5 separate regions of the Mus musculus genome follow, and all the other regions are linked to region 2. The links are chromatin loops, found by intact Hi-C in ENCODE. Cell type or tissue: left cerebral cortex. All regions are shown on one strand. Links, peaks and the distances in the headings refer to the core of each region. The heading gives the core; the rest is flanking DNA. Region 1 has its middle 8.4 kb from the start of Fam50b. Region 2 holds the start of Pxdc1 (PX domain containing 1). Region 3 has its middle 59 kb from the start of Fam50b. Region 4 has its middle 26 kb from the start of Fam50b. Region 5 holds the start of Fam50b (family with sequence similarity 50, member B).

What was found. Hi-C counts contacts between places; a loop is a spot of excess contacts. Peaks named below come from ENCODE experiments on the same cell type or tissue, not always from the same donor. Only the 100,000 strongest peaks of a DNase experiment are listed, where the experiment ranks them.
Region 1: it touches region 2 in a loop (2.2-fold over the local background); 16 of 42 quality-filtered maps call a loop at or near these places.
Region 3: it touches region 2 in a loop (5-fold over the local background); 33 of 42 quality-filtered maps call a loop at or near these places.
Region 4: a loop joins it to region 2, with 2.3 times the contacts of the local background. A loop is called at or near these places in 16 of 42 quality-filtered maps.
Region 5: it touches region 2 in a loop (2.2-fold over the local background); 16 of 42 quality-filtered maps call a loop at or near these places.

What each region holds. Positions count from the first base shown.
Region 1 is chr13:34,723,347-34,729,560 of GRCm38, reverse strand. No RefSeq gene overlaps it. Among named protein-coding and RNA genes, the nearest start is that of Fam50b, 8.4 kb to the left of the region's middle. In left cerebral cortex, for the core only: CTCF peaks have their summits at 2,292 (motif pointing right) and 3,509; DNase peaks (open chromatin) are centred at 3,175 and 3,565; H3K4me3 peaks cover 626 bases.
Region 2 is chr13:34,649,009-34,655,222 of GRCm38, reverse strand. It overlaps Pxdc1 (PX domain containing 1), which reads left to right and starts at 2,542. Exons shown (of 5, transcript NM_025831.3): 1 at 2,542-3,043. The coding sequence starts at 2,788. Gm15908 (predicted gene 15908) reads right to left here and starts at 2,300. Exons shown (of 4, transcript NR_105041.1): 1 at 1,995-2,300. In left cerebral cortex, for the core only: CTCF peaks have their summits at 1,636 and 2,767; DNase peaks (open chromatin) are centred at 2,450, 2,821, 3,506, 4,174 and 2 more places; H3K4me3 peaks cover 2,733 bases; H3K27ac peaks cover 1,127 bases.
Region 3 is chr13:34,790,885-34,797,098 of GRCm38, reverse strand. No RefSeq gene overlaps it. Among named protein-coding and RNA genes, the nearest start is that of Fam50b, 59 kb to the right of the region's middle. In left cerebral cortex, for the core only: a CTCF peak has its summit at 3,009 (motif pointing right); DNase peaks (open chromatin) are centred at 3,026 and 3,893.
Region 4 is chr13:34,705,692-34,711,905 of GRCm38, reverse strand. No RefSeq gene overlaps it. Among named protein-coding and RNA genes, the nearest start is that of Fam50b, 26 kb to the left of the region's middle. In left cerebral cortex, for the core only: no CTCF peak of the experiment used is centred there; a DNase peak (open chromatin) is centred at 2,834.
Region 5 is chr13:34,731,931-34,738,144 of GRCm38, reverse strand. Fam50b (family with sequence similarity 50, member B) reads right to left here and starts at 3,295. Exons shown (of 2, transcript NM_001382856.1): 1 at 3,237-3,295. In left cerebral cortex, for the core only: no CTCF peak of the experiment used is centred there; no DNase peak of the experiment used is centred there.

The DNA of each region.
Region 1 (6,214 bases), core at 779-5,778, 74 kb before region 2:
TCAGTTTAGGAAGATGAAAAACCTGTGGAGATGGGTGATTGACAGCTGTTCAACTGTGTGACTGTGCTTAGTGTTACCAAAGCATTTCCTTTAAAAAATAGGTCTTAGATGTCAACTGATGGATGGATACAGGAAATGGGACATCTGTATAGATCAGTGAACGGATATAACACATTCATATAGCATAGATGAGCCTGGGGGACATGAAGGTGAGTGAAATAAGCCAGGTACAGAGCTACAGTCACTTCATGCTCTCACTCATACATGTATACCAAAAACGTGATCACAGGAAAGCAGAGTCTTAGAGGGGCTGGAAGGAGCTGTGGAGAGAGGGTGGATAACGTACATACTGCAGAAATTTAGCTCTGTAGGAAAAACAATGTCCAGTGTCCTGTAGCACACAAGGTGACCAAGTGGACATGACTTAATGGAATGTCTTAAAGTCACCAGTAAAGAGCACTTCAATTTTCCCCAGCACATGGAACTGATAGGTATATAAGGCAAGGAATCATTACACACTGTCTATAGTTGAGTGTGTACAACCTTTGGCTTGAGGATAGTTATATGGTCTGCATAAAATTATATACTTATTTGAAAGGGTTTTTTTTTTTTTGCAGTTGTTTCCTTTGTAACTTGACAAGTGTCACCTTTGTAAAAGACAACTTTGTATCCTAGTGTCAAAAGGTTGGACATGTCTGCACATATATTGAAGTACTACATCATGCCTCATAAATATGTGTCAATTAAACATAACTTTTCCATTCATGAAACTCTATCTCATGTAGGCCAGGCTGGCCTTGAACTTATCATTTCATCAACAAGGACCTCGAACTCTTGTTCTTCTGCTTCCACTTTCCAAGTCCTGAGATTACAGTTGTACACTACCACACCTGGCTGAAAGAAAAAATTGTTTTACAAAGTGAGCAAGATTGAAAACAAAGGGGCATGAAGTACAAACACAAATGATCTTGTCTTAAAGGAGATTTTGCTTGACACGTGTCAGACGCTGTCAGGAGCTACCCTTGTGTGCACACAGCACTCTCGCAACTGCAGTAGGCTTTACCAACAATGCACAGCCAAACAAGTTATAAGCAGAGGGACGGTGAGTGCCATGAATATTTGCCTTGATGACAAATAAAAACAAAAGACTTACTTGTAACCTGCAGCTTCTCAGTTAAAAACGAGCATAGCTGGGCATGTGGATGTAGTTGGTAGAGCACATATCTGGCCTTGGGTTCAATCTCCAGCATCACACAAAGCTGGGTGCAGTAGCAAACACTTAGACAATTGGCACCCAAAGTCGTGCTCAGTTATACAGTGCGGTTGAGCTCTTCCTGGACTACAGAGATCCTGTCTCAACAAACAGATGAAGCTTGCTTCCCTGAGAGGATATGGTGTAGCTTCCAGAGAAGCAGATGACATGGGCAGACAACACTTGAAGCTTACAGGGTTCATTGATCACTTGAAGAGGGACCTGGAGTTCTCCATGAAAATGAGCAATTATCTGACTTGGATAGGCTTCTGGGCGGAGGAGCACGTCCATATTTAGACATACAGATGCTGAAAAATATCAGAATTCAATGATCAGAACATTTAATATGTAACTATTATCTACAGGAGAGACAGAGAGACAGAGACAGAGAGAGAACAGTTAGATATAGACAACCCAGGCCTGACCGATTTTCTTTTTTAAAACAAGCAAACAAAAAACTAGCTAATATTCCTAAGTCAAGGCAAGCCCAGGTCCCAAGGAGACATGTAGTTGCAACTGTCATACCTGTGGAATTATGGGAGATCTGTTCTGACAGCAGATGCAGCTGTGGATCCAAGCCCCAGAAATACCTAAGGGTGGTATCCCATGGTGATGCATGTGCTTAGACTGCATATGTTTTGAGTTGTAGATTTTCATATCACACCAGCGTGCCTCTAAGAGCCATGAATGCCAAATTCAAACACAATCTTATATCATTACACTAAACCACCCATGTTATTTCTGAAACATGAACACACCTTTTAGCAATGTATTTGTTTGCTTATGATATTGTACTCTTTACTTGAATATAAAATGCCCCCCCCCACCCCGCTGTGCTTTCATTAGCTGGTATCTGGCTGGTGGAGCTTTTGGGGAGGGGATAAAAACTCTAAGAGGTCCCAGTCGGAGGAAATGTGTCACTGGGAAAAACTTCTGAAGGCTATTCCTGATCCCTGGTCCCTTTATAAATTATGTGTATATATGTATGTGTGCCTGTGTGTGGTTATGTACATGTAAGTGCCGCTGGGAGCCAGAAGGGGGCATCAGAGCCCCTGGGGCTCACAGTTGTGAGCCACTGAGATGAGACTGAAAATTGAGCTAGGGTCTTCTGCAAGAGAAAAATATGTTTTTAACTGCTGAGCCACCTCTACAACCCCCTCTTCATCTTTCCTTTCTACAAGACATTGATACTTTATTTTGAAAATTATTTTAAATTATGTATATGGGTGTTTTACCTGAATGTGTGTGTGTATGTGTGTGTGGTCCCCACAGAGGCTATAAAAGGGCATCTGATCCCCTGGAGCGTGAACTACAGAGGGTTGTGAGCCCCTTGGTATGTACTGAGAATCCAGACCCAGTCCCTCTGTAAGAGCTGCCCGTGCTCTTGGCCACTGAACCATCTCTCTAGCCTTAAGCCGCTGAATATTTTAGTTTCAAATCTCTGTATCCAGACTCTTGGTTAAAGTACCTATTAATGATTTTGCCTGAAGACAGGGGCTTCAAACTGCAGCGGGACAGACACAGGAAAACCTAACCCTGATCATGGTGTGCTGTCTACTTCATAATAATCTTAAAACACTCATCTGGGTTTATATCCAAGAAAACCTTTCCCTAGAGCGCATAGTCTATGTGTGCTAAGAGTCAGAAGTCACAAAGCCTGCCTCGGGCACAGTGAGTGTCCAGCATGTCACATGAACTTACTAGGGTCTGATCTGGGAGCTAAACGTGCAGCTGAATCAAACCAGATGGCGTGAGTTCGTTCTTTCAGGACCATGCAACGCGGTCCAATCTGCAGGAAGAGAGCAGAGTGGGACTTATTTTGATTACACTTGGCTCCCACATTTTCGACTCCAGACATTTTCGGAACAGGGTAATGAGCCCCGGAGTCCAGCGATACTGCTGATATGATTCACGGCTCCTCAGGAGGAAAGGAGCAGGAAGCAGAGGAGCTGGCTGCTGTGTGGTGAGGTCATCCCTTTGGCATGCTGCGCTAGTCCTGGAGAAAGACAAGGAGAGACAGAAGCTATTTGGCTTCTTGGCTGGCTCTCAAATCTTAGCTCTGAGGGCCAGGAAAGGGTGAAGAGTCGGTATGTGGCCACTGTTGCCAAGGACGCAAGAAGAAACGAAAGAAGGAACAAAACCCTTCATTTAAAATGCCAGTGGAAAAAAAAGGCTCAAGACAAATACCAAGACACACAATGTGCTTTTATTAAAGCAGTTTTTAAAAATGAGTTTTGGAAAACAGCCTCCTAGTGGTTATAAAGGTCCTCCTGACTAGAGGACACTTGAGAATTTGGCCACATGGATACAAACACTCATGGATTGTTTGGTTTTTGCTCCTGCCCATCAGACAGGAGCTCCTGTGCCTGGGCTGACCACCTGTTCCTAGTCCTTGGCTTCTAGCTCATAGGTACTAGGGTTACAGGTGAGTGCCATCTTACCCAGACTTTCAGTCTGCTTCTTAGTGAGTGGAAAACTATGTATGCTTATCAAAGAAAGAGGATGATGGGGAAGACGAGGATAACAGGGAAGATGCTCTGTTACATGATCCAGCGGCAGATATTTTTGTTTGCTTCATTTGGTGTTTGCTTGTTTGTTTAGCCAGACTTGCTGTGCCACTCAACTGGAATCTAAACTTGGAATTTTCCTGCCTCAGTTTACAAACTGCTGGGATCACAGGCATGCACCACCACACCCAGCTTTGGTGGGGATATTTTTAGATGACAAGACGTGAGGAGGCTCACGCCTCACCCAAAGTCAGCCAACGAAGGTTGACATTAGAATGAAAGGCCAGCGTCAAGGGGGACTACGCACTAAGTACACAACTGATGTTACCAAACAGCATCAGCATTAGCAAATAAACAGGCCCAAAGCAGGGACAGTTAGAGTAATTATTAACTCTTGGATCTAGCTGAAGGGCCCATATGCAGCAGTAGCAAGTCCAACTGGCTTTTATGAAGCCTATTCTATTGGAACACAGCCTTTATGCTACAGCGGAGCTGAGAAGCCAAGACCCAGAGTCTGTAGAGGTCAAATGTTTTGCTGTGTTTTCAAAACAAAACAAAACAAAACAACACCATTGCCTGATCCCTGGTTGAAAGCAAGCAATATACCAGAGGAAGTCTCAGGGTGTTGTCCCCCCTCCCCACTGACAGAGCCTTCAGTCCACCCACAGGGCAACAACCATCTTCCTGTCCTGTCCCCCTCCTACCTCCCCCCTCCAGCTGCATATGAGCCTGATGGATGAAGGTCTAGTTGAATAGAGCAGAGGTCACTCATTGCCTCTGTTCTCAGCTTCCTGACAGGTCTCACAGCTGGGCTGTGTTTAAAGGTCCTCCAGATCTGTATGTGCCTCGGGCTAACACTTCCCTAACCAGCAGCTCTGTTACAGTGCAAGGCAAAGAGAGCTCACTACTGCATGCTTTCTCAACCACAGACCGGGAGCTCTATGAATGTGATTTTAATTACCACAGGTAATGTCTTCCGGATTGCTAAGCCATTGAGCACATGAGCTTCTCCTGTTCCTGATACAGATCACTCAGAACTGCAGCCCAGCTGGGTGGGACCACACATGAGGGTTTCTGCGCAGCTTGGCCCCACTTCAGACCAATTATTCTTTTAACATTTATTCTACATTTATTAGGTGGGAAGAATCAGATTTTACTGTGAGAAACTCTGTACAAAGCTTTCTTTCCAGCTTGCTTTGAATACAGCACAGCATTTACACGTACTATGTTTGGAGTTGATTGTCATATTCAACTTTTCCAGGGCTTGAAACTGGGCTACCAGTGGAGAGCTGCACACACAAAGAAGTTAAGTAACCAGTGCTTATTCAAAGTAGATTTCAAAAATATTTTCTCTTGGCTTTCACCAACTCCAAAACATTTCCTGGAGCCCTCAGTGTCTCTGGTGTTTTCTCTTCTGCAGTTCTTCAGATACTACTTGGATCTAAATGGAATACTTGAAAATGTACAATAAAAGAAGCCACCCAGGCCCAAGACACTCATCCACACGGTATACTCAGTGGCCATGGAGTCTCTGCAGCACGATCCCTTAGATGTGAGAGAGTCAAGACTCCTCTTTCCATGCCTCTCCCTTGGGAAAGGCAACCATGTTCAGGGAGTCTTGCCTCCTTTCCCACTTAAGAATATCAACAACTCTGGTGCATATATGATGGGCTTATATTTTACCATTTATTCAGAGTCACACACACAGTGTTGAATTAACAGACACCTGGGTTATGATTAGTTCCAATAAGAGTAAGCAGAGATGTGAGCTCTTGCTTAGACAAGAGTTTGGACCTCATTATGTAGCTTAGCATCCTTACATACTTCCCCCATGTAGTTAGCATCTATACAGCCCTAGGGGATAGATGGCCTGGAAACAACCATCATCATAGCAGTGCCACCTTCACAGGGAATGCAGGACCAAAGGAGAGGGTTGTCTGTGTCTTGTTCACTCACTGTTGCACTACAGCTCCCAAGAAACTAGAGCAATAAGTAGGTGCTCAATTAACACCTGCACGTAAATGAATCCCGTGAAAGCAAACTAAAGGCTAGATTCTCTGTCACTTTATTTAATCCTGGTAAGAACCAAGAGTGAAGTACTGTTATATATGTTCAAAGGGTGAGAAAACACCAAGTTCTGATGGCAGCTGACTCACTCAAATACAGAGAAAAAAACTAAGTTCAACCAGGCCAATTTCACCCAAAGACTTGCCCTTTGGCCACAGAGCTATGTGGCTGGTGCCATTAGGGAAGCAATCCTGGCATTCTGACTACTCAGGTACAGAGAGAAACCATCAAATTATTCCCAAAATATTAATTACCATGGAGAGCAGGTTCAAGGCTGTTTATAGGGCAATGGGAGGTGTAATTTCCTTCTACAGATGAAGACTTTCCAGCAGTCTTAGCATGGCCATGACAATGAAGGGTGGCTTTGTGGGACATGCTTGACCAGTAG
Region 2 (6,214 bases), core at 397-5,396:
CCTGATCTATGATGTTCTCTGAGCCTTAGATAGGGGGTGGGGGTGGGGAATTAATGCCAATGACTCATCAACAGCTGAACACTCACAGCTACTTATATTTGACACTTAGACCAGTTATAAGTCTACAACATCAACCGTTACTCCCTGCAAAAAGAGACTTCTCTAACTAACGTTGAGAGCAATGTGGGAATCCACAGGTATGACAATTTGACTACACGACCCCCTTTAGTGATATAATTATCACCTTTCCCAGGGTCTGTCTTCTCCCCAGTAATGGGCTTTTGACCAGGTTTCTATACCAGTCATGAAATCCCAACAGTAGTGCAGGCCTCACATGCTCTACTACCCAGGAAACCACTATTGTACTGATGGGCACATCTTGGCAGGTAGGTCATACTTCAGCAGTCAGAGCTGGAATTAATTCATGTTTGCAGCCATATGGTTGAGCTCTGTGCTTACATGCCAGGAGTTTACCCACTCCCCTCTGTATGAGCATCTATGCACTGGCAAACAGTAACCACACGTCTCTTAGCATGCACACGTACTAGTACTTTCTAGAATTGGGAAACACACTCCCTGGAGGAATTATTGGGCCATAAGTTATACATATTTTTAGTTTTATCCAAGTCCTGCTAGCTGCCTACCAAGGGCTTGTTTCAATGGAAACATCATTATCAATATCTAAAAGTCCACACTTCCCTTAGAAGCAAACACTTTTGCTCCTGTCAAGTTCATCCAATTTTCAAAGTTTAGGTCTCAAATGTTTCGGGGAATGCACATATTCCAGAAATTATTCTACTTATTCATCAAGTGGGAAAATTTAAGATATGAAAAAAAGATGATTCAAAGACCATTTCAGAGTGGCACATGCCTCCAAACTCAGCACTCCAGAGACTAAGGCAGAAGGATCAGTGGTTTGAGTCAGCCTGGGCTACAAAGTGAGATCTTATATCACAGAGAATAGGGACTTGGTGTTTATTCTTGTTCTGAGGTGTGTGTGTGTGTGTGTGTGTGTGTGTGTGTGTGTTAACCTGGAAAGCACTGTGGTATCCCAGGTTGGCCTCCAGCTTTAAAAGGTCTTCCTGTCCCTGCCTGGGCTACTTGAATTACATACGTGAGGCACTCCAGACCCCTATCATCTTTTTTTTTTAAAGTAGTAAAATGAAGTTTCTAGGCTGTATAGAAAAGTGATTAATGAATGATCTAAGCGGCATAAAAGATAGCGTGTTCTAACCAGTGACTTCCCAACAGTGACTGCTTTTACTCTGCCATCTCGTTTTACTTCCAGATCTCTTGAAGCAACTTCTATTAATAAGAAAACACTTTCTTCAGCGCCCAGGAATGACAGACTCAAAGTGGTGGCTAGCCTCACAGAGCTAGGCCACTCGAGCAGCAGCGAACTGAACTGGAGACTTGGTTGTTCCCACCCAGCAAACTCTACCCTAAAGATGGGGTGCTTAAAAAAGTGTATTTCTGGGGGGTCCTGGGGATGATGCTGTGATAGGAGACAGCTTCAGAAGGGACATGGCTCCAGGCAGTAGTGGGGATTGGCATAGGCGTGCCTGAGCAGAACTTTTTGGTAAATAGGAGGACTGATTTCTGCAGTGACACGAGCGATCTAAGTACCCGCCCCCTGCCGGGGATGACCGGTCAACGGAAATCAGGGTCAGTGAGGTCCAGAGAAGGAATACCTGTTGCCTAACGTCTTTGTTCACTGACTATTTAGAAGCGTATAAAAAGCATAGTCTTTCTCCCAGGTTGTAGGTAGAAGAATGTCTGGAACCAAGCTACAATTCTTAATGCTAGACACTGTTTTTCAATTGGGAGCCATGCGGTACATTCCTTCTCTGTGGGTCGTTCTGCCAAGGGGGACTTCCTAAGCTCCTCCTGAGTTGCTCTCTCCGGGGAGACCCCGGTCTCCTACAATTCTGTCCCATATTCTTTTGGCGGACAACCCTCCTGGGGATCCTCTTCTAAGAACCACACGGTCTTGCCTTCTGGTCTGTCTGTCCCGCCTCGTCCCGGGCCTCCGTCAAGCTAAGGCACGACCGGAATGCGCGGGAGGACCCGGGGCGGAGTCGCCGGTAACCGATGGGACACGGGGCGGGTCAGCCCGAGTCCCGGCCCAGACCAGGCGAGTCAAGGGCGGCGCGGGGACCAGCACCAGTCCCTCTGCCCGGATTCCCGCTTGGTCTGAGCCCGCGTCCCCGCCCCATGCGGCGCCGCCCCGGGACTCTGGACTCCAGCGACGTGTCGATCCCACCCCCGTGTGGGCCTGGCAGAGTGCTCAACTCGGGGCTGGAGAATCCCGAGGATCCAGAGTGGGAACGAGGAGAAAGTCGCCTTGCGCGCGGGGAGAGCGCAGGACCAGCCTCGCCTAGCAGTTGGCAGACCAGGGAGGAGGCGATTTGCGTGCAGCTCTGGGCCGGGACCGCCCGCGGCGGGTCAGCGGGAGGCAGGAGGGAGGCGCCGCAGCCGGGACTCGACGTCGCCGCCCGCGATGGGAAGTGCCTTATAAAGCCGCAGCCCGTTCAGTCCCACAGACTCCTGGCGGCGCCGCCCTGAGCGCGCGGGCCACACGTAGCCGCCCCAGAGTGAGCGCAGAGCTGCGGCGTATTCGCGGGGCACCAACTTCTCCCCCACGGGGACTCTTAACCGCCGTTGCGGGAATCGAGCGCGTCCCACGGAGAACCCCTGATCGCCCCTGCCAGGACTCACTCTGCCCAGGCGGACCCCAGGCGGGGGCCGAGGGCGCCCCCGGCGGCAGGGGCATGCGCCGCCCGCGGCATGGCCTCGGCGGTGTTTGAGGGCACGTCGCTCGTGAACATGTTCGTGCGCGGTTGCTGGGTGAACGGGATCCGCAGGCTCATCGTCAGCAGGCGCGGCGATGAGGAGGAGTTCTTCGAAATCCGCACCGAGTGGTCGGACCGCAGCGTGCTCTACCTGCACCGCAGCTTCGCCGACCTGGGCCGCCTGTGCAAGCGCCTCCGCGATGCCTTCCCCGAGGACCGGTCTGAGCTGGCGCGCACGCCGCTGCGGCAAGGTGCGGGGCTGCGGGACTGGGGGCACCGGGGGATGCGGGGAGATGCGGTTTTCGGGAGGGGCTTTGTGGGGGAGGAACTTAGTGAGGAGCTCATCCAAGTGCGATGAAGTCCGCGGGAAGAGTTACTTAAAACTCTACTATTCGGCACCTGACGGAGGACATCCTAGACCCCGGCTTTCCTGAATGGTCGTTCAGAAAGGGCTGGGAACCGGCACGGAGTCTGGGGCGCACACTCTTGGAGGATAAATGAGATGGCTGGGGAAAGGGACAAGGTCAGCAGGACTCTCGCCTGACTGTCCCAAAGAACGAGCCTCTAGTGAAGAAGCGGAGGCGACATCCAGAGCTGACAGCTACTGGGTCCCAGCTGCTGTGGAGAACCAGTAGAGGCTGGAATGGGTTTGCTGGAAAGGGTAGAGACCGTTATAGAGTATCGAAACTGGGGTGATCGCAGCAGGTATGATCGCTGCTCAGGTCCTGCCCAGTAGAGGCCCCATCTGTATTCTGCCCCGGGGACAGCTGAGCCTGAAAGCGAGGTGCCACGCAGCAATCTTTTCCACCTCTCCTAGGAGGAGGCCGCCCCGCCTGGATCTGTCCGGCCAACCCAGGGTCCCCACCCCTGAGCCGGGTCCGCATTCGGATTTGATTAGCCATGGCCGCCTCCTCTCAGGCCGTGTGACGGTCCTGGTTGGCTGTGACTGTTGTTTTTCTCAAACAGCAGTGGCTTCCCCTTTGCTTCCTAAGGACAGCAAAAGGACTGGAAGAGTGGAGGAAACTGGAGAGAGACCTTGATAGAGACGGGGGAGGGGGGAAGAATAAAATGTGAGGCAAAGAGCCGGGTAAGCGGTAGGGCAGGAGGGATCAATATAGCTTCTGAGCAGACTTCCCCCCAGTACGTGGCCTCCCGGGGCTCTGAGACCCTTGGACCCAAGTCCTCAAAGCAGTCATCCTGTGACAGCTTGGGGCAAAGTTACTCAAGGTTAGCCAGTACGCATTTCCTTGGCCGCCTGTCTGGCTAAGGTCTTGAGATAACCTCCGTTTCCCTCTGGTGATAGGTTCCACCAATGTGTGGCTTATGTGGATAATTAGCTCCATTCTCATGACACATCCCCTGGCAGACACATCATTTGGACAGGTTCCCAAAAGCAAGTGAGTGTGGAGGCCCGGAGTGACAAGCCTGGTTTAGATCTCCATCCCAGCCGCTCCCAGTGGCTGAGCAACGTTGTCAAGATTAGGCCTGTTTTTATTGCTTTAAATTCGCTCTTTGTTGTAGTTTTAATTTAACAAATGAATGTCTGAGTCAGGAAAGCATCAGGAAGGGTCGCTGGTTTACTCAGTGGCTTCTTCTGGAATAAGGCTGTCCATAAACAAGTTGAACTTTCTGGCTCTCCCTCTGAGCAGTTCCCAGAGCTCTGCTGTGACCACAGACTAGAATCATCTATGAGAATACCTGTTGCCTGTGGGGTTTTGTGAGGGGTGAACCGCCAGGCTGTATCTGGTGACAATAAGCGTCTGTAAAGGACACTTGTTTACTACTGGTGCCTTCTGGCCAGGGGCGCTGGTTGCAGAGAGTGCGGGAAGGGATGTGACTTCAGGGTGGAGTCACAGGCGAAAAGGCCTTCCCTGAAGCAGAAGGGAGGAAACCATCTTACCCTTGTTCACCTGGCCTCGTTTGCATGTATGCAACCATCTGGAGTCACAGGCCCTGCAGTGTAGCTGCACATTCTCCAGAGTAAAGGAAGTATTTAGAAGTGATGAGAAGTGGGTGACTATCATGGAGGAAACCAAGGGCTATGAGAGCTGCCTTCAAGTATCTGAAGGGTAGGGAGAAGTGGGTTAGATGTACTGATGGAGCTGGCAGGGCGGCTGGGTTGAGATGCAGTGGCTGACAACCTACTAAGTGACCATTAGAACTGCCCATCACTGGTGCCCGGTCCTAGCTGATGCAAACCTCTTATGAGGGTCCACCTAGTACTCCCTAGATGAAATGAGGGTGGACTCTGGGCACAATAGAGAGGTGACCCTGAATCACGATCCATTCTGTTTCTCCTTTCTCTGCTTGATTCTTCCCTAGGGCCACCCTCAATTTCTTCCACAAAACCACGAAGGTCCTTTTACTTCCATTGATCCTTTCAAGTCTAGGGAAAGTCGTGTGCCAAGTAAAAATACCCCATAGTAACACAAAAGAAGATTCTACCTCTTGTCCATGCAAATTTGTTATTTGCTTTAAAAAATCGTATTTTCAAACTATCAACAGGGAAGCACTCCAGCTGTGTGGAGTGCTGGCAATTTAATTTCTGTCAGGCAGATTCCCACGTCTGTATTTATTGAAATCTCTGGGCCAAGCTTGATTTATGTTACCTGGTTTTCATTAGAAAAGCTTCCCCGGGAAGAGGCTGGTAGTAGTTCCTGATACCCAGACTAGTGGGGAGGCCACGACTCTACTTTGCATTTCTGAATCTTCACGAAGTTGAAGAGGTGCTGAGCCCTCCGTCTTGGCTCCTGCAGTACTGCCATGAGAGAATTAGGTTTTCTTTTCTTCTGTGGTGTTATGCTTGGTGGATGATCATTGCCTCTTTATGTGTCCTGGTGACACACAGGCAGGGACCCCTGTATGGGGTTTAGGCACGGTGCTGTTTGGATGAGATAAAGTAGTGCTGATTTCAGTCTTGCTTCTCTCCTGTAGTTTTTTTTTTTTTTTTTTTTTTCCCATGGAACTAGGTCTCTCCAGACACTTAACTAGCAGCAGGTTGGTAGCTTATGACCCAGGGCTGATAGAGCCGCTTCTTGCTGTCCTTCAGCCCTGGGATGGGAAGATGGCTGTTTCTTGTGGACATTGTGTTTGGGTTGCCAGGGTGTCCCCTCGCCCCCTCTTACTTTTCTGTTCTCTTTCACATGGGGTTGTGTCTTGTGTTTAAGTCCCCTGTGCTTTGTGATACCCACTGCTTCGGATTGTGAGCAAGACCTCTCGATTTGTTTACATCTCACACATAGGGGAAGGCCTGCGCTTAAAAGCAGAAACATGCAAATGTTTCCTGTTGACCATTTGAGACTCTTGGAGTATTTTGATCCTCTCTGTAGTAAGCACCCATGGCAGAGCTGTGACGTCTGAGCTGGCCTGGTTATCTCTGCTGCTACAGATTCTATTTCAAAGTGGCCAGGTGAGCTTAGACG
Region 3 (6,214 bases), core at 745-5,744, 140 kb before region 2:
TCTTGCTGGGTGCCTGACCTCTCAATAGTGTACCATCAGAGATTTTTAGCATGAGTTTCAGATGGACACAAATACCCAGAATACAGTTCTTGATCATTCTAGTTTCTTCATTTTTTTCAACACACTAGCAGAACTATACGAACTGAAAGTGTGCTGTTTCTTTGTTCCCTCTCAGTATCCGTGTGTCTGGGGTCAGGACGGAACATCACAGACTGGAAACCTCAAACATTAGGTCTTTACTTCCCCATCCTCCTGGGGGTCTGGCCACTCAAGGTCAAGGTGTAGACAGGGCTACTTGTCCCAAGGTTTGTCTCCTTGGAGAATCTTGAAAAGACCTTTGTTGCAGTAAATGTTATTTGGGAGTTTCTACCCTACCTTAGATCATTTGGCTTCTGAATAAAAGACAGATACCAACCCTCTTTGCTAGTTTGTCTACTTTCTTGTCAGTCACCCTGAGATATCATTTGCCATGTTCCACCTGGGCCACTCCCATTCCTCCAACGGGCCGACCCTCATGGCTGTGCACTCACAATCCACCACCCCCATGGCACCTTTCTCCTTTGGAGATTACTTTTAATGTGGCTCGACCTCCCCATACAGTCACATGACTCCCCTCCTAGTGTGTCTGTGTCCTGGTCCTCTCATCTTATAAGGATCCAGTCACCTTAATGACTTCAATCAACCTACCTCTTTAGTGACCCAAACCAACAACCCCTTTAAAGCCCCTATCTCTAAAGCAGCCTCATTCTGAGAGACTAGAAGTTATAGCTTCTAGCCAGACCTTTGGTGACGGTGTGTCACAGCTCTGTCAATTACATGCTATGACAGGACGTTCAGGAAGAGGTCTCTTCCAGGGCAGCTGAGGCCTTGGCTTTGGGATCCTGGTAAAGGTACCTCGGTCATTTCTGTCATAATATCCTAATAGCCTAAGAAACATGAACTAAAGATATTAAAAATTATAGCCATGAGTGACGTCAGGCAGCACAGAGGGCCTTGGTGGGACAGGAAGAGGAAACAGAGAGACGGCTACTTCCTTCCAGAAATGCCTGTAGACTAAGGATTGAGAGGGGCTCCAGCAGGGTTGTGGTCCCACAGCCTTACCTCTAATTCCAAGTTGTGTGCACATTGTGGCGACTTCCTGAGCTGAGTCGCTATGATTTTGAGGCTTTTTGTTTGTTTGTTTGTTTTTTGTTTGTTTGCTTTTCTATTTCACTGCAAGAAAAGTAGTTTAAAAGGATTTTGTCAATCCATAGACTTCTGGAGAATGTGGTAACACTTGGCCTCTATAATTTACCCTTCCCCAGGTCTGCTTCAGGGTAAAGCACAATGTCTCCCTCAAAGTCCACTGCCTGTGTATTAGGTACAGGGAAGTAACAGCAGCGAAACTTACCACCAATTATTGTGAACTTACTTATGTTGCCAGGCACTGTAATCAACCCATCTTATATCTTATATTACAATCTGTGTGGTCTGTGTCATTTCATGGGTAAGGATGCCTCCATTTAATATTTAACTGAAGCCATTAAGGTAGTGGCTAGGAGATGAGGCCTTAAGGAGTACACAGGTCTTAAGGGTGAGGCCCCAAAGGGTTCTACAGACCTTTTTTTCATATGCAAAGATACAGTGAGAAGCCAGCAGTGCTGGTCATCTCTGCTGCTCTTCTCCACTCTCCAGAAGCAAGAGAAAGAAGTCTCTGTTGTTAGAAGCTGCCACAAGATGCCTGGCTCAAATCCTCTCCTAGACGGAACCTTGCCCAAGGAAAGTGCGGCTAATGAGGCAGAGCAGGGATTCAAAAACCCAGTTCCCAAAGTACCCTGAGGACACCTGCTTATAGCTTGCTGACACTCGCACCCAGCACTGCAGGCAGAGTTGCCACAGCACTGCTCGGCATCTTCACTGGGTGGCTACATTCCTGAGAGTTAACTTCTGGAATTCAGCACTGCCTCCTCATGGTCTCCATTGGCCAGACTACCTATCTTAGACCCAAATAACACTGCCTTAAAGGAGAGGTATTTTATTCTTTCTCTTCTTAAGATAACATTGAAACAGTAAGTCAGAAGACAGATTCTACCAAAGTCCTTACTTTCAGATGTAGTACAGAACATCCATTATCCTTATACACAACAACGAAACCATCCGAGATTCTGGTTTCAGGGCCAGGCAGGAAGACCGACCATGTAAGCGAGGAACATGGAGTTTATGAGCTCATCCCAGGACAGAATCCAGGAAAGAGTTTGAAGGATGGTCTGCGGGGCTCTCTAATCTACCCCACGTAGACTCATCTGTGACCTGACCTAGATGCACACACCAGCTTCTTCCTGTCTAGCAAATCTGTGCTGGAGTTTCTGTCACCTTTGTTCATCAAGCAGGTTCTTATATAATTTTGTGTTTCATTTTGTGCTCTTGTTGTTCCCTGAGTTGCCCTGTAAACATTCCTATTGGAAAATTCCAATCTGTCTCAGATGAAGTAAGAGGAAAAGCCATGTGTCCACACCCAAGCCAGCCCAGCCAAGGAGAGCAGAGGGCCCTTCCAGAACTGGCTTTGTCAACGCGGCCACTGTGTGGCTCTAGCTGGAACTCATTGGGAGCCTGGGGAGGCTTTGAGGGGGTTGGACATTTGGTCTCAGAGGCTCTGGAGACTTTCATACATGGTGGCAATTGTTGTTCTATAGAACCCAGACCTTCTCTCTAAACCTCCAACATTTTTGTTCTTGTTGCTGCGTGTTTGAAATCACAATACTTACTCAGCTTCATATCTGTCTCTGACTCCTTACGACTCAGGACTTCAAAGCATAAGCAAGACTGCTCATTTCAGCATCTCCAGTGCCAAGGTAGAGAGAAACATACAATCAAAAATGAATGTGTTATTTTGTAAATAAATAGTGTGACATTGGGCTCTTAAATTTTTGTTGTTGTTTAAGCTCCAAAAGAATGTTGAGAATTATTCTTTCACAATGTGTTGCTTGGATCCAAGTAAGTGAGAAGGGATGTTGGGGGGGTGGTGCCCTACTGCCACTGAGAAATAGCCTCTCCACCAGGTGGCGCTCACCTCTTGGTTCCTGCCATTAAAAAAAAAAAAAAAAAAAAAAAAGCTGTCACTTCAAAATCACTCCAGAACAACTAGGGTGTTGACTTCCTTGAAACCCAATTTGTAAGTTCTGAGCCTGTCTTAGAGATGTGACTACTTTGTTTCCCTGGGGACAGGGACCTGGTGAGGCTAGACACCTTTGACGCTGGAGTCTGGTGAGCCTGTAGAGGGGATGTGACACACATCTTCCTAAGTGGGTCCTGGCATACGTGCTTAGGACAGTGACAAGTGTGACTGGTTTGAGTAGCTTGATCTGTTGCATATTTTGGCCTTGGCAGTAGGACTGATCAGCTTTTGTGTTCCTGCAGTGGCCCATTGACACCCTGACCTGGTCTCTGTAAACATGAGTTTTGTACTGAAGAGAGGAAATTTACAGAGGAAAGATTTTTGGTCTATGGAATTTGTGAAAAAAAAAAAAGTTAAAAAACAAAACAAACAAGAAAACTCCAGACAAGTGTCCCACATGAGCCATGAGGAGAATCCTTGAATAATCTTTTCTGTTTTTTTCCCTTCCCTTTGATTGCTTACGGGCTGGTGCACTTTCTCTTAGACTGGTGCTGTTATCAGAAATCAGTCTCCTTCAATACGATCTCCCAATGTGCCTCCACACTCGATTACAGCACACGAGGAAAACCCCAAGGATGTTAATTTGGACCATTGACAGATCTCTGGAATCTTTGGGTCACCTCAGTTCTCACCAGCTTTGAGACATCATGCAGTGGGCAGTCTCCCCACTTCCTCCTTTCATACCACAAGGCCAGGTCCTCAGAGGCTGGACACGGCTCGTTTTCTTGAGGGAGCACTTTCATTTCCTATGATGCCTACAGAGGAGACGATCCCAAAGTTCAAAATAAGCAGTTTTAAGTGGTTTGTAATATTTTCAAGTGTTGCCACTAAATGACATGAACCTGTTATGTGTCTGCAGCGCTGGACAGTAAGTGTGTACTTCCACCCAAGTTAGTCCTGCTGACAGCCCTCTTGTGCCTGTTCTGGAGAGAAAAAATGAAGATTTGAGAAGGCAGTGATTTATTACAAAGTCACGAGGCCAGTATGTCTCAGACTGGTATTAAAGCCTCTGTGACAGTCACTCTGTGTCCGTTGCTAGTTCTGGGTGCCAGGCCCTGCCCTGGATATTAGGAACACAGCAGGAAACAGCATCTACCAAAGCTTCACCCTCATGATGCTTACAGTCCAGTGGGAAGTGGGAATAGGCACGTGTGGTGTGAAATGGTGTGCCAAGAGGTTGTGAGATCTCAGGGTAAAGAAAGTAGGTAGGCGGCCACCCAGGGGCTCGAGAGGCTTGCCTGACTGGTGCTGCAGCTTCTGCTTATGAGGTGGAAGTCATTATTTCATACAGTGATGCTTGCTCCCCTCTCTAAGGTTTTACCTGCCTTGGTATAAGTTATGTAAAATCCACAGTACACAGAAAACAGTGAAGGAAAATCCCAGAGAGAACAAAATTCCACAGAAATTTTTTAGTGGCAATCTATTTATTAAGATTGTTCTGCCATTAGATGTTATTGGTAACCCTTGATCTTTGTCTGGCTTATAAACTAAGCTTGATTGCAGCCGTGTACAACAGGAGACAAAATAGCATGTGCAGGACTTAAAACTGCCTGATGTTTCAAGAGCAATTAGGGCCATTTCTGCGTGGATGAAGAATGGTAAATATATTACTATAGCTACCATGGTCCCCCATCACACTAACCTGAGTAGGGAAACATGTCTGGTCTACTGTGCTTAATAATATCAACATACAGAAGAAGGATCTTCAGTACTTGAGCATGTGGTGAGTTCTTTAGAGTTAACCAACCCAGGAGAATCCTTCTGCAACGTCCCAGTGGTTAATTCCCTTTCACAGAAGGGCTGCACTTCCTCATAGTGTTGCTCTATAGATGCGGTATAGCTTTAAACAGACGCTAGGGCTGCATTTGAATGGAGGTATGAACATGGGGATTGATTCATGCATACTTATGGAGGAAGAGCTTGAAGCAGAGGAGAAAGCCATGCAAAGGCCTGCTAGGGGTCAGGCCTGATATACCCCTGGGAAATACTGCTGTCTGCGCTGACCTCTCTCTCCAGTCTTCAGGCACGTGGCTTATGACAGCCTGCTCTGCAGGTGCTAGATCAAATCAGAGCCTGGACTCTTGTGCTACGCTCGCATACTAAATATGTTAACCCACACAACCATCTAATAATGTTTAATACTTTTTAAGGGAGGCCTTTGATTATTCTTTTGTTTTATTAGCAAAATAAAATTATTCCATAATAAACATTTAGAGTAGCTTTTATAAATATAATCATTTGATTTTTTTAAACTGTCTGATTAACAAATAAATCTTCCCAAAGACTTCCTGAAATGTGATTTAAAAGTCTTGAGGTATGATACATTTTCCTAAAATGTCAATGTAAGGTCCCTGTCCTAAATATCCAAATATTTAACTATTCAATCGTACTTTTTTTTTTTTTTAAGATTTATTTATTTATTTATTTATTATATGTAAGTACACTGTAGCTGTCTTCAGACGCACCAGAAGAGGGCATCAGATCTCATTACGGGTGGTTGTGAGCCACCATGTGGTTGCTGGGATTTGAACTTCGGACCTTCGGAAGAGCAGTCGGGTACTCTTACCCACTGAGCCATCTCACCAGCCCTCAATCGTACTTTTTAAATTGCATGTTTGATCTGACAAGCTAGCATCCCTTTCCAGCATCCTTCCCCACCAAGTCCACTTAAACATAGCAAACACAAGAAAAAGATTAAATATCCATAAGTTATTGTCTAACCCTGACACAAACATAGACACAGATAGAAACACACACACACACACACACACACACACACGCACACACGCACACACCTACACATACCTTATTTATTTTTCTTTTTACACTTAGTTCAGCATCTTTTGAGATTGCAAGTTTCTTAGTTTCTTTTCCCATTGCTGTGATTAAGTACTTTGGCAAAAGCAACCGAAGCCCGAAATTCAAGGGAAACACAAGGAGGTTGGAGCTTGAAGAGGCTGGTGTCATTTCAGCCACAAGCAGAGTGTAATGGGTTGGAGAGATGGCTCAGAGGTTAGGAGCACTGACTACTCTTCTAGAGGTCCTGAGTTCAATTCCCAG
Region 4 (6,214 bases), core at 832-5,831, 56 kb before region 2:
TGGAGCTTGACATAAACGCAGTGTCGGACCCTTTGACTCACAATCTTTACTGTGACAAACCTAGGGGATGCAGTGTAGCAAGCTGCCAGGTTTAAAGACAACATGGAGATGATTTCTCTGACACTTCTGTAAGATTACCTGTCATCCCCAGCTTCAGCTGCTGAGCCCATATGTCCCGAAGCTCTCTCTGGGACAGTGACAAAGGTTCTTCCCCAGCCAAACCAGCTTCTCCCGCAGCTGCTTCTGCTGAGTCATCAGAGGAAGTGAGCCAGGAAAGGAAGCACTGCATCCTGTGAGCTTAGACAAGCCATGGGGCAGGTGAAGTCAGCAAGTGGGAGGGGTCAGACATATAACAGGGGTGTGTGCACGCGAGCACCTGTGTGTATGTGTGTGTATTGGCTTGAATGAGTTTATGTGTACCATAGATGTGCAGGAGTTCAAGGAAACCAGAAGAGGGCAACAGATCCCCCAGAACTGGAGAAATAGGTTATCAACTGCCTGATGTGGCTGTTGGGAACTGAACCTCAGGTCCTGACAAAAGCAGTAAAGACTATGAACCTCTTAACTGTCTCTCTGGCCCCCAGCTTGGTGGATGCCACCATAAAACTGATTGCATTTATTCAACAGGACCAGGTATATTCCCTCCTCCCCTATTATTAAACATCTGGTTTCTGGCAATCACTAAATGATATGGGAGAATCTGGGTCTTATTTATCTCCACTCCAGACAAGTGGGCCTTGTAATAAATAACATTTCCTCTGAAAAGGGTATGAGATAGAGAATCTCTAGAGAGTTCTGGGTTCGAGTCCTGCCACAATTGGTGTGAATTTGTTTAAGTCCTGGACTCCCTAAGCTGTTTCAGCATTTGTCAGATGCTTCAACCATCCCCTTGTGCTATGGATACTGAGTGAAGCAGACCTCTTCCCATTTATCTATTGTAACTAAGATTTCTTAATAATACAGTCACATGGTAGGGATTTTTATCAGCTTACAAGTCCTTCCATCTAAGTCTAAGAAAATACAAATGTGTGTTCTTACTTGCCAGGTTCCACGCTACATGTGTTGTTCTTATTGAAGCTTAGTCTGTTGCTCTGTATTGTAATGCTAAATTTTGTACCAGAAAGCCCAGGCCAGGAATGAATTCTCACATTTATAAGCATTTGCTGTGCAAACCCTGTTTAAAACTATTGGTTAAATAAAATTGGCTACAGCCAGTTACTGGAGGGATTACTTAGACGTAGGTGGGTTTTAAATTACCTGTTGCGAGTGAAGAAGCAACAGGAGAGAGGAGAGACCAGGAGGAGAAGGAAGAAGGCGACGAGAGGAGAAATTGGCATGGGGTAAGTGAGTCATGAAAACACGGCCCCGAGGGCTGGCCAATTGGAGTTAAGAACACCCTAGATGGAACATAGTGTGTTGTTGATGAGGAAGTAGATTCTGATAGCCTAGAGGGTAGATACCTACCCAGCTGTACTGCTGATTAAGGCTTATTATGAATAGAAGAGTTGTGTGTCTTTTATCTGGAAACTGAATGATCTAAGACTGGGTAGAAACCCTGAGTTGAGATTAAATCATTAGTACAACAGTTCCTACTTTCTCTTCCTGGATTGATGGTGTCTACAGTCATCCTATGGTATCCACAGAAACACAGGTCTACAATCCCCCAGCTACAACTCCACAGATGCTCAAGTTCCCTATGTAGAATGGTATAAGATCTACATCTAACCTATGTATAGCCTTTCATATACACTAATCATGTCTAAATCCTTTATAATGCCATGGAGAGTTTACTATATTTCCCATCTGTCATTAGCTAAATCCACAGATTTAGAAATTGTCCACACCAAGAATAGACTATATTTCTCTCTGCCATGACCACAGAGGCAAGGTCAGCTAGATAGCTTAGTCCCTTCTTAGTCCTCTATAGCTATATCCTCTTGGGTGCCTCTGGAGGCCCTGGGAGTTCAGATCTGGAGAAATCATCTGATGTCCACTATGGGTCCACAAGTGTCCCTAGAACCTGAGGACATGTTCAACACAAGCACCCTCACGAGGCACATGTGTGTATACATGTACTGAAACACACTGTAGTTCAGCACCACACTGCCCAGCCCTCCCTCGCCTGTCCCAGGAGCTGTACTTCCTTCAGAGCTGGCCCTTGCATAGCCAGCCTTGAAGTGAGTCAGTTGTTTGTTCATGACATTCTTCCTCTAGAGCTATGTTTTGACTCTGTAGCCACAATACGCAAATAATTCATTCCCCAAACACTTCTAAAAAGTGTTCTTCTGTGGCCCTGTTCTGGGTCTTTGCTTATTGGAAAACACTTCTAACTCGGCATCTTAGCTTAAAAGTTCCCAAAGACAGTCTGAGCCTTCCTTGTCATAAATACCAGGTCCCAAGAGCAGAAAGCAATGGCCCATTCTCATAATTTCATTGTAGAAAGTGGTCATGCTCTTTCATTTGCTTGTTCTATGTCAGGGTCTTGAGACGTGGCCCAGGATGGCCTGGTATTTGCCATCCTCCTGCCTCAGGCTCCCAAGTTTGGAATTATAGGTGGATTACTCTTCTTTACCAGGCTACAGAGCATGCTTTCTAACACAGGAAGATGACATCACTATGACCCGACCTGCAGTAGCTGTGAATTTACTCATTCGTGTGCAGTGACCTCACCACGTCTGTCATTCTGACTGGGGACTCCAAGGCCCCACTTGTGAAGGCATTTTCAGTCAGTTCTCTTGCATCCACACCCTTTTGGCATCCTGCCATCAGCTTGGCTTTTGGAACATTCATTTCCTATTACTAATAACTCCCTAGGAAGTGCTGCTGGCTCTGATTTATTGTTATATAAAAATTGAGTAATTCTTATTTCACCATTTGGCACACTGCAGGGATCTTCTTTATAGAGCTTTCTTCCACTAAGAGAGATGTGCCTTCCAAAAGCTCTGTCTAGGAAGAAAGAAATCCAAGAACTTTCTTATGGGATTGCGTCTGGTTGTTGAGGCGGGAGAGAGAGGAAGGATGTGAGGGAGGAAGTGATGGCTGGGTGAGGGATGTGAAGGATAGAAGAACGTTTCTTCCTGACTAAAGTTTCATGGAGTCCCAATCACCATCATTAAAGTATAAAGACAGATGTCTGGGGTTGGTTTTTGTTCTTTAGTAAGAAGTAATTGTTAGCAATTAGCAAAGATATTTTTTCTTCCTGTAAAATGATATAAATGGAAGTTAAAATTTCAGAAAAAAAAAAACCAACAAAATGCAAAGTGAATCCAGTCTGTCTGTTTACTATAGTCTTTTTCTACTTAATCATTAGCTGTGTCAAGTAGGGCTCTAGTTGAAATCTGTCTGTTTCCTCAACCAATAATGATGGTGCTGAGACAGGTATCTTATGAGTCTATTAGAATATTTTTATAGGATATTAATCTGCTTATGTTGTTGTAAATACTTGAGATTAGACAACACATAAAATAAGTCTATTGTGTTAATGGCTTTGGAGGTTCAAGAGCATGGTATTGGCATTTGCTTACCTGTGGTGACAGTCCCCGTGGCCATGATGTATAACAGGTCATTTGAAAGAAGGAAAGATCACATGGTAAGAATGGAACCCAGAAACCAAGGAACGGCCAATTTGTTGTTTCATAAAACCCATTCTCAAGAGAACTAACTGGGGTCTCATTAGAACTGTGTTAATCCTCTCTACAAGCAGAGCTCTCGGTGACCTAATTACCTTGCTCTAAGCAACTCTTCACCTCTTTAGGGTCCTATCACATTCCAGAATCACAATATTGAGGACATATGAATCTTTGGGCAAAATTCCCATCCAAATCATAGCATGTGAATTTATGTATATAAAGTACTTACAACAGCAATGGGTGTATAATCAGTGTTATATTTACCTTTGTTATCATCTGTTGTAAAACTGTAATATATTCCAGTCACTGTCCTGAATCCCTGATGAAGGGATAGATTCCTAGGGCTGGCAAAGTCAAGGGATGAAACTCTTAGTCAGGCATGTCTCAAGGCAACTGAAAAGGAATGGAGATTGAAGAGCTATTCCTGCCTAAGTCACTTTGCCACCTTAGCTAAGGTGGAGACTGCTGAACCCCTAGGGAAGTTCAGTCTCTAAGTCAGATACTGTAGAGCAAGAGGTTCCACAAAGGAAAGGAGAGCTTGTGTTTACTACAGGTGGCATAGAGCACTATGGAGCAAGTGGGCCACCTAGAAGAGCCATGAGGGACAAGGTTATTGTCCAGAGATTTACCATCAGTACTTTACAGAACTACAAGGTTAAAGGCCTTGCTCAACATGGTCTTTATCTCTGTTGGATTTCACTCTGTTGCTCTCAGATTGATCCAGCACCAGCTGAGAACAATGTGAAAGGCCTCCCTCTGAGACATTCATATCTTCATCAGGGCCCCCTCCTTCTCCATCTAACCTGGAGATAAAGAGCAGGCAACTGAATTAAGGAGAGGTAGAAAGAGGAAGCAATCTTCCCCAGGAGACAGCATTTCAGGAAGGGCCCATAACTGGCCAAGAGTTGGCAGAGGCCTTGGCCAGGAATATGAACTTCAGCTTTAACACTCAGTTGTGGGGCCCCCAGACTATTTTGTTTGAACACCAGATTCCACCATCAAAAATTGTCTTTCTTGTTTATATAGGTATTCCCTCCCCCTCTGGACACAACCTAGATTGTACAGCCTCCTCCTCCTCTTCTTCCTTTTCCTTTTCTCCCTCCCTTTCATCTTTCACAACCTTCACCAAGGATATGTGTGTCCTGCTGAACAACACCTCCAATCCCAGATATTTAAAATTTGTATCATCTTCACTACTATCTTGAAACTTTACAAAGGTAGGTATGCATGGTATAATTGTACACACACACACACACACACACACACACACCTACTTTGTGATCTGCATAGAACAACTGCAAACAAACATCATTCCACAATATGCTAGAAGAAATGCCGTTGGGGTCATTTTAAAGTATTTTTAGTAACAGTAAAGAGTGATGAGCCCTCTGAGGTCAGGATTTAGCTCAGACTCCTTGACACACTAGTTGATTTACCAAGTCAGCATAAACAAGCACCTTTGTGTGCTGCTCTGAGTTGAGACCCTGTGGTGAAAGGGCAGATGCAAACACAGCTTCATGGGATCCATTTCTATAATTATACAACATGGACCCTTTTTAAAAAGTCTTATTCTGCAAAGTTTGTTTGCTGCCAACATTAATCAGTAAATCGGTGATTAATAGTCACAATTTAAAATACACGTCTCATTTCCTGTCACATGTAGTTCTCACCCATTCCTAGAAGCAAAGCTACCTTACCGTTGCAGGGTATTTGATCACACTGGAACTCCAGGCTTGTATTGTTCACTAGGAAAAAAAAAATACTGTTTCTAATTGTGGTGTGGCTCAGGCTTAGCACATACCTTTAATCCCAAACAATGAAGGTAAAGTTAGTTTGTAGAAGGAAGCACCCATGAGCGGCAGACAAAGTGACCAACCAGAGAAAGATTTGAAAGAATAGGCTATGCCCGACTCTCTTGAGAACAGAAAGGAAGAGGTGACTTAAGAGAGAGCAGTGACAGAGAAGAAGGAGGCATTTTTACGGAGACAGTTATACAGAGACAGGATGCAGAGAGAGGACAAGCTAGACACAGGAGAAGACAGAACAAGCCAGAGAATGAGAAGGAGCTGGAAGGTTAGGATACATTGTCCAAGGCAGTGTGAGGACAAGCAGAGCAATTGAATCAGAAGCTGAAAGAAGCCAGTTTGAATCAGTGTGGAATGGAGTTTTGAGCCACAACAGCAGAGTTAATCAACCTGAGTTCAGAAAGAACTAGGAAGGGTAGGCTTAGTCAGAGGTAAGTCTCAGAGGCTGAAAATATCCTAGGACTAGATTAGATTTATGGAGGCTATGGTTTATGCTTTCATCCCCATAAACAAGTTTGTTTGACCCAACTACACTAGATGTGTTTAATCACAGGTAGGCAGGCGGAACGTGAGTAGGAAATACGTCAGGATGTATACTTGTCTCTGATTGGGTGGGTGGGTCGGGGAGGGGGTAAGCAGACAGGAAGTCAGTCAAGATATATACATGCCTCTGATCAGACCTGATAAGAAATATGGTGATCTTGAGGGTTTTTAAGCAAGACGTGACTTGTTGCCATTTTCTGGGAACCCAGGAACGAACCTGGCCAGAATCCCTCATTC
Region 5 (6,214 bases), core at 441-5,440, 83 kb before region 2:
TCACTGGACCTCACCGATAGAGCCCGCTAAGGCACTAGGGACCGCTGTTCAGACCTTCCAAGGAGCCAGCTCTGAACAACTTTGGCAGGGACTTGTGTATGTAGACTGGGCCAAGAAACCATATGTCTATGTGTCAGGAAGTCCCTGTGCAGCTTCTCCATGCCTGGTGATAGACACTTTCTTGAGCTTTCCAGGAAAGTGGGAATTTTTCCTTTCCCACCTCTATACGTCTATACTTCTCTCTCTTCCACTTCCGAATTTGATAATTCCCAGTACAGATTCCCTAGCCTGGATTTCTCCCTGACGCATATTCATTTAATTCTCTATAACAAAATAAAACTATTTTGGTAGCTTTGTACAATGATCTCTGAGCGATCTTCCTCCATGTTAGCATGCATTTTAATGCAAATGGGATTATTCTATACATTGCTGGGATAACCTCCCAGATACCGGGTTTCATCAAGGGTCTACCTGAAATTTGAAAATGGCCTCAACATACATACTCAACAAGTTGACTTTTAAAACTCTATACTAATCATTATTATACATCTCTGAGATGATCTTTGGGTTTCTGGTGCTTAATACACACCAGTCATGATTATAGGCAACCATTTTTAATGTTATGGCTGTGACTTTAATCTTAAATCTAGCGTCTTGTCATATGTTACTTAAATTCTGTCGTCACACAGGTTACCCACTACCACCCACCAATTTCTTTTTTGATGCTGGGAATGGAACCCTGGCTTCATACATGCTAGGTAAGCATTCTACCACTGAGTGACAGCACAGAACCTTACCTATAATAAACAAATCTCAATGATGTAGCAGCTTTGTTCTTTTCTTTTTGACCTACAGGAACTCTGTACTTACAGAGTACTCGCCTCAACTCTGTTGTATAAGCTTCAGCTGTTTTAGTTTGTTATGTATGTCTTTACTTATATTGGGAATTTTTACAATATAACAAGTTTATGTTATTATATTTATGTATCTAACAGTCTGTTCTTTGATGACTTGTGAGTTTTATATATAAGATAAGTGGTATTCTATTTTCAATCATTTGTTTCTTCACATATTCTATATGGGATTGGTTTCTGAACATGCTGTGAATGATCTAGTTTTTTTTTTCCTAAAAGAAGATAGTAAATCAAAACAACCATTTAGAATAATATCTTAACCTGTTCCATGGCCCATCACTATTCTTGCTACCAATGAGTAATAGAAAAATTAGCAAACAGGAATGACTTATAGGCCTATAACTTATACAGTCTATTTGCACTCTAGCAGTTGAGAACCTTTCTACAGTCAGGAAGAGCCTGCCTCAAATTGGCTTCAAAACTAAATAAATGACTAATAATGCACTTATCAGAAGCTATGTGAGGTCATGCGAACTATACAGGAGCTTGATTTAGAAGTTCAGCAATCTCCCTCCTTTCTGTTTCACCTTCAGCTTGCGTTCATGAGCCATAAGATGAGTAGAGCTGTTTCTAGAGGCTAGATGCTGTCTTCTCTGGTTCCTTAAGCTTTTGGCCCCAGATTTCCTGATTGGTTTCTCCTTGCTTTGCCCACTAATTGTGGACAGGTTGCGGTTAAAAATGGTAAATTGTCCTTTCAGGTAAGTCAATCAGGGTCTGCCCTTGAGCTGGGCAGGTGGAATCAAAATCATAGCATACATGAAAGAAAAGCATTTTGATCACTCATAATACAGGGAAGATGGAATTGGAACCTTTTGTTTTCTCTGAAGATAAGATCACAAAAGCATTACCTTATAAAGAGACAATGACATCGTAGTGTCAATAGACTGTATTTCAGTCAGTCAGCTTTCCGATACTGTAACAACATGCCTGAGATGAGAGCTTATGTGGGGAGTGAGGTTACTTTGACTCATATTTCTGAGAGCTTCACCTTATGGTCAATTGACCTCACTGTTTGGAGGCTGTAGTGAAGCAGTATGTCATAGCAGGAGTGCATAGCAGAGGAAGCTATGACAGGACAGCCAGGAAGCAGAGAGAAAGAGAAGGGCACCAGTGTCTCACAGTCCCCATTAGGTCCCACAACTTCAACATTCTACTGCAATCTAGAAGTGTCAATCTGGGACCAACACATTCCACTCCAAGTCTAGAGGACAGAAATGCTAGATACTATAGGAACTCTGGGGAGCCCTCTGAAATAAATTCCAGCACCATGGGATGAAGAAAGCATTTATCTAAGTCCTCCTTCCTAGTCTCTGTGGCTGATAGTCACTCTGGGTATCAACAGTTCTATATGTCAAGTTTACTGCCTCTGCATTGGAGTAGTCAGAGAGAGGGGGGGGAGAGGGAGAGAGAGAGGGAGAGAGAGAGAGAGGGAGGGAGAGAGGGAGAGAGAGAGAGGAAAGAGGGAGAGAGAGAGGGGGAGGGAGGGAGGGAGGGAGAGAGAGAGAGAGGGGGGGGGGAGAGAGAGAGAACAGACATCCTCAGGTACCCAGCATGAAGACACTTGGCTATAACCACCTACTGCTGCAGTGGCAGAAAAGAGGAGTTCAGAGCAATCTAGCAGAGACAAGAAGCCTTCAGTATGCTTTCAGTACTATAAGCTAACAGTATCAGACCTGAGTTAAGGAGGTGAGACTCATGTAATGGTTAATCTTGTCAACTAACAGGATTTGGAACCTTAGGATACACAGCTCTTGGCATGTTGTCTGGTGGGAGTATTTTCAGAAAGATTTAACTGAGGAAAGACAAACCATCTTGAACATGGCCTTACCATGCCCATGGGCGTGAGTCTCAGACCTAGTAGAAAGGAGAAATAGGGAAAGGCAGATGAACGCAGTCCTTATCTTGCTCGGCTTTCTGACTACAGAAACAACATGACTCCGTGCTTCTGCCAACTTGCTGTCAGGATTAAATGTGAGTCAAACAGTCAATCAAAATAAACCCTTTCCTCCTCCTTAGGTTGCTTTTGACACAGCAGTGAAAAGCAACCAATAGAGAGAACAAGCCCCAATTTCTATTTTCCTAGTGCATATGTCATAGCCCTTTAAGGCATCTTCCTCCTTCCTGCTAGTTTGTGATTCCTAAATTACAATAAAAATGTTGATATTATGTCACCGATAGGGCTCATTAGTCTCCCCTGCTTGCAGGATAATGGACAAATTCCTTTCCTCTAACATTCAACTCCCTTCACAATTGGTTTTACTCGAGTTTAAAGAGCTGTACCTCCCACATCTGCCCCAGCTGGATTCAAGCCAGTCCCCTCACCTTTTGATGTATGAGCCAAGACTCTTCCTTCTGGTGCTTTTGCGAATATTGTTTGTTCTAACTGACACAGAAAATATGCAAAACATTGGCCAACTGCTAGGGCAGGCTCTAACCAATCAGGACAGAGATTGGGCCAATCAGGTGGTGGTCATGTATAACTGCCGACTTGGACTGACTGATGGATGCAGTCCTGCTGCCAGCGTCTGATCTCCTGACAACTGAAATGCAATCCTCCCATGAAGTTTTCCTGGACTGTCGTTGCTCACTTGGGCCTTTGATTATTACAGATTAAATTTTTGTGTGTAGGTTGTTACTAAAGAGTTTACGTGATACACTAGTCTGAAAGTATTGGCACTCTCCAGACAGCATGATTTTATTGCCTTTTCATACAATAACTCATTAGTGATCTTAGCTACAGAGGAGACAGAAAGCTCTGACTCCATTTTGCATGTGGTATAGTATGGTTGATCAGAATAACTTTCAGGTTTTAGAAAAGCTTTTTAATTTCAAAATTTTATAAGGATATAAAATGATAGAACTTTATTCCTCAATAAATAAATAAATAGAAAAAAAAAGAGAAAATATTTCAGAGCTCACAACTTCAGTGTGGTGTTGTCTTAAAACTATTGAATATGGGGAAACTCTACAAAAGCCCTCTAACTGGGGCAAGAAACCTAGTAATTTCTTTCATGTGTGAGCTACTCAATTTCAAGGGATTTCAAATTTCTATGAAATGTTCTTCTTTGTTTGTTTGCTGTGTTTTTGTTTTTGTTTTTGAGACAGAGTCTTCCTATGCAGCCCAGGCTAGCCTCTAACTTCCAATCTTCCTGCCTCAGCCTCCATTAGCAGTGGATATGCTACACCATGACTCAATTCTTTAAAGTGCTCTTTAAATAGCTGTTGGATACATTCCTGGAAGCCACCCAATACCACAATGACTAACAACATTTTAATCTTGACACTCCTACTGAGGGGTCTTGCCCTCGAATCTCTTAGTCTCTGTCCCCTGAGTCTGCTTGGTGAGCTGGTTATATTCACAGGAAGGCTTACTAATTGCCATGTTCTTTCCTGGGCTATTTCTCTTTTCAGTCTGATGCCCACTGTAAAATGTCCAGCCCAGCAGCTATGTCCTGCGCTGCAATCATAATAGCCAGACATGAGCATGTTTGCCTCCATTTGATCGAGCTTCTGATGGTTGTTAGGCATCCATCTGGTAAGGGATAATTTTGGGAAAAGCCGTTGTATTTTCCTTCTGGGTGATGAGACTAAAACTAAGCTATCTAAGAGTGGGGCATTTGTGTAGTATAGGTTCTTCTCCATGTGGTATGGAGCAGTATGCCTCTTTGCTGTAGCAGCACGGGCCCCGTTCTGCTATTGGTTGATAAGACATGATACTCAGACTGAGCAAGTTGCCTTAGGGGAAAGTAAGGGAAATCCATGGGATCGATCCTGGTAGCACTGTCTTATGGGCTGATATATTTCCCTAATGAATGTGGCCCATCAAGGGAGTATATATAGGGACTGCCTTAGAATGGCTGATGGACCAGAGAATATACTGAAGTCCCTGAAAGCGCTGTGTGTACCGAACAGGATTATATGGAAGACAGGCAGAAATTTCACTGCTCCCGCGGGAGGTAATAAGACAATTGAGGCAGGCTCAGCTGTCTGCTCAGAGAGAGCTTACCCAGATTAGAAAGAATGATAGTTTGAAAATAAAATGCTGATGCCAACTTTCACCTTAGCCTCCAAATTGTCAGGTAATATGGAGGAAAGGGGGTGGGTGGGCGGTGTCAAACTGACTTAGAAAAGGTAGTGAGAAGAGATGAGGATAGGCTTGCCATTTCTTATTGCTTGGGGAAGGCACGAGGGAAAGAGGGTACAAGTTAGATCTGCACTAAACGGTTCCTGCTTTGATCCAAAAAGCTTGGACCACATATGAAGAACCAGGCAGTGAGAGGGGAGGAAGTGAGTTTGAAATGATGGTGAGGAGGCTGAGCATGAGTGAGGCAGTGTGTGATGCACAGTCCACTGAGCCAGGCAGGACTGTCTTCTCCAGAGACTTGAGATGGTAATTAATTGAGCAGGGACCTCAGGGTGGGGCTTTTGTAGTTCTGTGACACCCCTCCCCCCTCCCCCCGGCACACACACACTGCAAAAGCTTTCATTTATATTGTGGTAACCTCTGACTTTACATTTAGAAAAAGATCTGAAAAACATGTAAGCAAACCTGAAGAAGCAACATAGAAAATCAGCTCACACAGGGGGCAGGGTCTGGACAGCAATGGCATACTGAGGAGTGAGTGTTAACATCCATTCCAGTAAGTTTGTGACGACAATCTTACACCGTCCTGTGCCTGTGAGATTAATACAGGTGCTGCTGCTTTGGGTGTTCCCAAGGTATGAGTGTCCTTTCCAGATCCCTCTTTGCTCAAGTTGCTAGTTTGTATAATTTGATTTTAAAAAAGAGGCTCCCTGTAAGATTGGGACAGAAAAGTTCAAGCAGCTTTGAGTAAGCTGCCATCCTTCTCTGATAGGTTAATCTGCTCTGTGTCCAGATAACCCAGTGCTCTCTTGTGTTGGAAGCTGGTAAAAACCCAGGCAACTATAATCTGAGGGTTCTAAGAGGAAACAACCCGAGGAGATAGTCTCAAGATGCCCTGATGAAAAGGGTATTAGCACAGCAATGCTAGAGCCACATAGAGGGCAACAGGTAGACTCCATGCCTGGTTCCATACAGCAACAGTAAAATCAGTTTATCCAATTAAGGGTCGGATTGATGGTGTTCCGGCCAAGCCTCTTTTGAAAGGTGACACAGAACTGAACTCTGCACAAGTGTCATGCTATGCATATTTGCAGCATGATGGTGCAGGCCCAAATGTCCACTAGTTGCATGGTTTCACATCACTGAGTTTCCCCCACTAACTGAACTAACAGCCATACAAGACAAGGTACTAGAAGGAATACTATGCCCAGACCTT